Linked DNA regions of Mus musculus: regions 2 and 3 are each linked to region 1. Evidence: chromatin loops called from intact Hi-C (ENCODE). Cell type or tissue: left cerebral cortex. All regions are shown on one strand. Region 1 overlaps Dhx8 (DEAH (Asp-Glu-Ala-His) box polypeptide 8). Region 2 overlaps Nbr1 (NBR1, autophagy cargo receptor). Region 3 overlaps Nbr1 (NBR1, autophagy cargo receptor).

Region 1 (2,500 bases):
AACACTGAACATGTGTATGGCAATCTTTAAAAAAAAAACTTTGGATTTATGGGGCAATTATATTTTGAAGTCTCACCCTAAAGATTACAAATACAGGGGCTGCAGAGATGGCTCAGCAGTTAAGAACATTTACTGTTCTTCCAGAGGTCCTGAGTTCAAACCCCAGCAACCACATGGTGGCTCACAACCATCAGTAATGGGATCTGATACCCTCTTCTAGTGTGTCTGAAGAGAGTGACAGTATACTCATATACAAACAATAAACCAATAAATCTTTTTTTAAAAAGGATTATAAATATATAGCTAAATGATAGAGTGTTTGCCTAACATACATAGGGCCTAAATTTAATCCTGAGAGAAACACATACAGAGGGCTAGCATACAACATACGAAGCCTTTCCTCATCCCACTTTTGTTCACTTTTGGGGGCAAAGATTAAGTGAGGCACCATATTTAAGGCCAGCTTAGGTTACACGCAAGAAGTACTCTTTTTTCCCCCAGCAAAAAAAAAAAAACAGGGGTTCTCTCTGCAAAGCCTAGCCATCTTGGAAACTTGCTATGCAGACCGAGCTAGTCTAGAACTTACAGAGATCCTGGCAAGGCCCTGTCTTGAAACAAATGAGAAAAGAAGGGAGAAGGCTGGTAAGATGGCTCAGCGGTTAAGTGTGCCGACTGCTCTTCCAAAGGTTCTGAGTTCAAATCCCAGCAACCAAATGGTGGCTCACAACCATCCGTAACGAAATCTGATGCCCTCTTCTGGAGTGTCTGAAGACAGCTACAGTGTACTTACATATAATAAATAAATAAATAAATAAATAAATAAATAAATAAATAAATAAAATTTAAAAAAAGAAAAGAAAGGAAGGGAGAGAACGAAGGAGGGAGGGACCATAACAAATCCCAGAAAGACCCTCACCAGAATTTTGAGAATAGCTTATGACAGACACAGCCATACCTGAGAAATAGGTGTCACCACAAGCTGATCGATCCCTGTTTTAGAATTGTACACTTTCTGCTTCACAAATCCAGGGTCAACCACATAGTAGATGCCGTCGATGGTCAGAGATGTTTCTGCAATGTTGGTGGCAATCACCACCTACAGATGAGAAAGACAGAGCCAAAGTGAGCTGAGTTTGGAGAAGGTCGTACTCTCTCCCAAGGAATCTGCTATCTCCCTCTAGACACCTGACATTTAACCCCAGTCCAGGTCCCCAGTGGTCAGAGGGGAAGGTGCCCGCATCTGAAGGGTTCCTTTGGAAGTGGGTGGTGCCTCAGAGCTGTAAAACAGAAGAGCCATCGCTGCTCAGAGCCAATCTCATTTGGTATAAATAGCTGTGTACCATTGTCTAGAGCAGATGATTACTATAACTTTAATTTTCTAGCTCCCTGGGAAAGCACAGACTTCCTGGCATCACATGTAGCACCGCAAAATGAGATTTTTCTTTCTCCCACAGAGACATCTGGACTACGAAATGGGCTGTTCATATATGTGGAACAAGAGGAGGATTAGATCTTTCCTCCTCGTCATAAAATGAAGCACGAGGGACAGGAACGTCACGGTTTGTGTGTGCAGCGCTCTCTGATCTAGAAGATTATTACTCTCAGCTTGGCTCTGCCACTGGGTTTTACCCAGAGGTTCAGCTCATAAAACACAACTGCTTAGAAAAATCCTTGCTAGGAGGCACGGAAATGTCTCTCGTCACACCAGTATCTCACTGGCCCTGAAAGGCATCTACCTGCCTCACAGCCACAAAGGCCCTGCTTAGAAGCAAGTCTAACCCACAGACACAGAGCAGAGGAAGAGCTCCCACCTGTCCCTCCCAAACCTGCTCCTTCTCCCATGACTAACTCTGAGAACCACGTGCCACCCAGCTATGCAAGTTAGAAGCCTGAGAGCCATGCCTGGTTTTTCCCTTACCTTCACCCCTCTACCTCCTGACACCCACTGAGTATTTTCCCATCTATCTCCACTGCCAAAATATACTCAGAGAAACACACGTCTGAGAAAACTGGTAAACACATGTTCACAGCAGAAGTACTCTGTGTCCCAAAGTGGAAATAACCTAATGTCTATCAAGTAATGAACCATATACAAAATACAATACATCCGGAGTCTAGCAGGATGGCTCAGTGGGTAAACACAAGCCACCAAGCCTGACGACTTCAATGATGGTGGAAGGAAAGAACTGACTCCTGCAAGTGTCCTCTGACCCCACACATGCACCATGATGTGTACATGTCACCATGCCCAGCTGAAAAATAAAATTTTTAAACTTAAAAATGATAAATTAAGGCAGGGGATAGCTCAGTTGATAAAGTACTTGTCTTAAAAGTCTGAAGACCTAAGTTTAATACCTAGAACCCACATAAAAATGGTAGGCAGAGTGGCGTGTGTACGTAATCCTATCACTGGGGAGGCTGTGACAAGTGGAGCCCTGGCTGTGTACCCCACTTGACTTAAGGATATGTGGAACCACTTCATTTCAGCCCCATGTTACCT
Region 2 (2,500 bases), 180 kb after region 1:
ATCAGATGTAAAAAGAGAGAATGAAATGTTTTCATAGCTACAGATCTTGGTTTGCTGCAGGGCTCTGGCTCGGCTGGCAGAAGACCTGAGTACTGCAGGAAACGCACACCCTAGTTACTACGCCAGTTTTCCATCCCAGCTGAAAATTAATGTGGTCATGGGCACACCTGGATATCAGCCATCTGTCTGTACATCTCAGAGAAAACCTGGCAAAGGAAATGTGATTTTTCTGGATTCTGATCTGAGACGGCAGGGACCAGAGAGGCAGCGGTATGTAAGAAAACCAGCTAGATGCACCTGGGGCTTGGCCTGCTTGTCTTCTTGGGCATTACAGGTGAGGTGGATTTCAGGGTAATCCCTAAAAAGTGATGCACTTAAGCATGAGCTTTAGCTCTCTGCCGGTGGTGCTCATAAGTGTCAGACGTAAGAACAAGGAGGAATGAGGGTGCTCCTTCCTGTGCTTGGAAGGTGCTCATTTAAGGTGCTCGCCACCTGCTCTCAGAGGCTCATTCAAGCAGAAGCAATGCTGGGATGTCTTCCTGTTTCTCAAGAAGAGACTTCACAAGGTCGTTACCTTGAGTGGTCACAGCTCCTCTGTCTGCTGTTTGCGAGTCCTGTTGAGCCTCTGGGCTCTAAAAGCAAAAGAGCTGTTGGTTAGCTGCAGCACCCACAAGCTATTATCAAGGCAGGCGGCAAGTTAATGGGGGTGTCTTTAGTTTTTTTCTCCTTTCTTTTCCTCTTTTAAGTTTTAGAAAGGTCTGTGGCTGATTTAAGTCACAGAGGAAGACAAATTGTCTAGAAATGCTGGGGACATCATTGAGTAGAAAAATAACCCTCTAATCCTGTAACCCTGATGTGTTAGTTCGCAGAGTTTTAGGTTGGGCATTTTTTGGAAGAGGAAGTGACCTTGAGTGGGGACCTCCTGACTCCTTCACAGTTCTACAGTCCTGAGACCTAAAATAAGGGCGCAGTCCTGAAGGCATCACAAACCAGCTGAGCTGCCGCATTAGTCTGTGAGGAAAAGCAAAACTGGAGCTGGAGCTGGCTGGCTTCCAAGGCTGCTCTTCCCAGCACAGCACAGTGCCCACCTCTGCAAGGTCTGCAACAGGCTTAAGAGTGGAAACCCAGGCCGGGCGTGGTGGCTCACGCCTTTAACCCCAGCACTCAGGAGGCAGAGGCAGGCGGATTTCTGAGTTCGAGACCAGAGTGAGTTTCAGGACAGCCAGGGCTACACAGAGAACCCTGTCTCAAAAAACAAAAAACAAACAAAGAGTGGAAACCCAGAGCATGAGGGAGGCATACAGAAAGAGGGAGAGGCAAAGTCTGTGAACAAGGCCACGGGTCTCAGAAACGGAGAGCCTCTTCATACCTGGTGTCCGTCCACTGGAAAGGAGCAAGGGAGAGAGCCTGGCTTACCTCCTCTGATGTCATCAGGGGCTGGGGGAACTTCGTGCATGGTAGCTGGTGAATCCACTCCTGGTGAATCCACTCCTGATGACTCACACTGTCCACAAGGGGCGCTCCTTTAGAAAGAGAGAACAGTGAAGGTGAGCTGAAGAGTAGCCACAAGCACTAGGAGAGTGCAGCAGCGTGGCTGCTGATCCCATCATGTGTGAATCTGGCAGTGTGAAGGTCAGAAGGACTGAGTTCCACTCTCTGATGTCCTCTCTAGCCACAATCCAGCTAGAGAAACTGGCTTCATTCAGGTCACCTCTCCCTTCCTGAGCACTCTTTATTATATTTAGGGCTCTCACATTTTCTATACGAATAGTAGAGACAATGACCCAGCTCCAGTAGACGTGGTATATATCTGTAAGTTACTTAATACATATCTCTGCCTGTGAGAGCAGCACATGGAAGATTCGAGCTTTTCTGCTGAACAGGCCCTCACACTCACCAGGCAAACCTTGGAGCTGACAAATCCTCACCCACATTTTTTTAAAAAAATATTTATTCATTATATGTAAGTACACTGCAGCTGTCCTCAGACACACCAGGAGAGGGCGTCAGATCTCATTATGGATGGTTGTGAGCCACCATGTGGTTGCTGGAATTTGAACTCAGGACCTCTGGAAGAGCAGTCAGTGCTCTCAACCGCTGAGCCATCTCTCCAGCCCTTCACCCACATTTTTGTTACAGTTACTCAACTTAAGAATCAAAACATAAAGGGATCATCCAGAGATGTTTGTATTTAAAGATTTTTTATAAAAAAGTCAGTAGACAGTCTATGTTCAGGGAAGTAAGGGTAACTAAAACAAACATTTGTTTAAATCTCAAATTTACAAGTGCTGAGAAATCTGAGTATAATTTTTATTCACCTAAGTTTAGATTATAGAAAAAGAAAGGTTTGGAGATGAAGCTGGTCATTCCAGCTCTGGAGAACAGGGGGGCTGAGGTGCTGAGCAGTACCTGGACAATGCTGCTGGAAGTCCTGCCACCTCGGGGACTAGAGGCACCGTGTCCAGAGGCTGTGAGGTTGTGAGGATGTCGCTGATGCTCT
Region 3 (2,500 bases), 180 kb after region 1:
GTCACAAAATGGGAGGGATCCTCGTCCTCTAGCGCTGCACAGCAGACCAAGAAGAGACCGTGTAATGCCAACACCTAAACAAGATGAGTGAAGTGACAATCTTACCCACAGGGGTGTTGTGTGGCACTCTCTCCAATTCTTGGACAATGTTTATATCCAGCAGCTCAAAGGACAGCAGGTCCTAGAAAAAGAGATGGCCAAATAAAGGTGTCTGCAGCACAAGTGGGAGCCATGCTCTTTCCTGAATGGACCATCAGGTCTCCTGGACATTGCCTGGATTCAATTCTATTTAAATTCATGTCCCCCCTCAACCAAGTGACTAGAAGAGTTAAACAGGAACATGGTGTTCTCAAACTCTAACTGGCAGGGGAGAAGAGACAGTGGGCAGGTGAGTGAAGCAGGCTAAGCTTACAAGACCACTGGAGGGAAGCCATGGGGAAGCACAAGCCTGAGCTTCACACTCAGAAGCAAACAGTTTAGAAACTTGCTCCACGCACCATCTTATCCTCATGAGATACTGGATCCAGCCTGCCCATCTCTAACTCCCCAGGACCATGAAGGCTACAGCACCTTCTCAGTAACAAGGTGAAAGCTCATTTGTCAGGACTCACTCTCTCTGCCCTTGTCCCTCCGAGCGCGGACTGCTTACCTGGGCAGTCAGGAGGTCCACAGATGGAATGTACAGCTCCCTTTCACTGGCAGCGCGTCTTGTCTTCTGTGAGGCACTGGCTCCTGTCCCTTCTGTCTGCTTTGTCACCTCACCCAATGGAATCTCTTCTTCAGCTAGAAGAAAAGCTTCCTATAGGGACAAATAATCGGGATATATTTTAGGACCTCAACAGAGCTCAAGCACCAGGCTGACAAGGTCACCCCTAAAATAAAAACATAGCAGAACCTCTACATTTACATTTTTTATTTTATTTGGGACGTCTAGAAAAGCTGCAGAAACAGTAAAGAGTTCACATACTGTTCTTTCACCTACCATCCTCTACAACTTAATGAAAGTACAGTTAGCCCAAACCAGGAAATTAACACTGGTTAGCTCTAAGTTCAAACAGTACAGTCTGTTCCACTAACAAAAAAGTAACGACAGACTGCAGCAAGCAACAGGCAGATGAAGATGTCTTTGGGCTCAGGGATACTCTAGGAGATGAGTGTTAAGGAGAAACGCTACCAGGAGTTTAGCAGCAGGCCAGGTTGCCTTTCTTTTTGAGACAGGGTTTCTCTGTATAGCCCTGGCTGTCCTGGAACTCACTTTGTAGACCAGGCTGGCCTCGAACTCAGAAATCCGCCTGCCTCTGCCTCCCAAGTGCTGGGATTAAAGACGTGCGCCACCACGCCCGGTCAGGTTACCCTTCTTTTCCTGGTGCAGCAAGCACCATTACAGACAAAAGTCCTCTGGGACTGCCTGCACCGGAACCCTAACGACACTAAACACCTTGAGGACTAGGCCAAATACCAGCATAATAATGTATAGAGGAGTAAACCCATAAACCCCATGTTAAAAGCCTGCCCCCTAGAGCCTGTGGTGGTGGTGCATGCCTTTAATTCCCACACTTGGGAGGCAGGGGCAAGTGGATCAAGTTTGAGGCCTGGTCAACAGACTGAGTTCTAGGACAGCCAGAGCTACACAGAGAAACCTTGTCTTGAAAAGGAAGGAAGGAAGGAAGGAAGGAAGGAAGGAAGGAAGGAAGGAAGGAAGGAAGGAAGGAAAGAAGGCAGGCAGGCAGGCAGGCAGGCAGGCAGGCAGGTAAGCAAAGAAAAGGCTTATATTAGCTTTAGCTTCTCTAGAAGCAATGCATTACTAGACAATGAATGTTTCTCAGGTGTAGCCTTACATGAGATCCTTAGGTCTGGTCCCTTCCTCTTTCTCTTGTCATCTTGGCCTAAGTGTGTTTTCTGGTTTGTTTGTTTGTTTTTGCTATGCTGTATGTTGTCAGTCCAGTCTAGAGGCCTGAAAGCACTGGATCTGCCTAATCACAGACAGGAACTTCTGAAACTGCCATCCAAATGACCCTCTCTCTTCAGAAGTTAACTATACTATATTCTGACACACTGATGGGAATTCAGAAACAGTAAACTGTTGGGAAATCTGCAAGAATAACAAGCTACCAGTGAGTTCTTTTACGTTCAGGTCCCTCTCTCAGTCCCTAGCAAGAACTAGTCTTGAGCCTGCAATATTCTTGCTTCAGCCTCCGAAGTGCATGGACTACAATATAAGCACGTGTCACAAGCCTGACATTCCTATGACTGAGGAAATAACCTGGGCCTGGGCCAATGGCCCAAGTGCTCACCTCTTGCTCACAGGAGAAATCGTCAGCTTTGCTTGAGCTGATCCTGTCCCCTTCAACATTATCAGGGCTCTCAGAGGAAGGAAAAGGATCCACTATGATACTGCACCAAACCCGAGGCCCAAACTGCTGGCCTTTGTGAGAGAGACGCCAGTGCGAAGTGTATGTCCCCTCCAAGGTTGGAGCGATGAACTCCACAGACACGACCC

What was found. A loop is a pair of places that touch in the nucleus more often than their neighbours do. Peaks named below come from ENCODE experiments on the same cell type or tissue, not always from the same donor. Only the 100,000 strongest peaks of a DNase experiment are listed, where the experiment ranks them.
Region 2: it touches region 1 in a loop (2.3-fold over the local background); 4 of 42 quality-filtered maps call a loop at or near these places.
Region 3: it touches region 1 in a loop (4-fold over the local background); 4 of 42 quality-filtered maps call a loop at or near these places.

What each region holds. Positions count from the first base shown.
Region 1 is chr11:101,753,328-101,755,827 of GRCm38, reverse strand. Dhx8 (DEAH (Asp-Glu-Ala-His) box polypeptide 8) reads right to left here. Exons shown (of 23, transcript NM_144831.2): 16 at 2,499-2,500; 17 at 956-1,096. Among named protein-coding and RNA genes, the nearest start is that of Dhx8, 22 kb to the right of the region's middle. In left cerebral cortex, no CTCF peak of the experiment used is centred here; a DNase peak (open chromatin) is centred at 1,457.
Region 2 is chr11:101,575,326-101,577,825 of GRCm38, reverse strand. Nbr1 (NBR1, autophagy cargo receptor) reads right to left here. Exons shown (of 24, transcript NM_008676.3): 20 at 2,410-2,500; 21 at 1,417-1,523; 22 at 575-632. Among named protein-coding and RNA genes, the nearest start is that of Tmem106a, 5.7 kb to the left of the region's middle. In left cerebral cortex, a CTCF peak has its summit at 1,503; no DNase peak of the experiment used is centred here.
Region 3 is chr11:101,569,583-101,572,082 of GRCm38, reverse strand. It overlaps Nbr1 (NBR1, autophagy cargo receptor), which reads right to left. Exons shown (of 24, transcript NM_008676.3): 14 at 2,295-2,500; 15 at 650-799; 16 at 106-181. Among named protein-coding and RNA genes, the nearest start is that of Tmem106a, 11 kb to the left of the region's middle. In left cerebral cortex, a CTCF peak has its summit at 1,508; no DNase peak of the experiment used is centred here.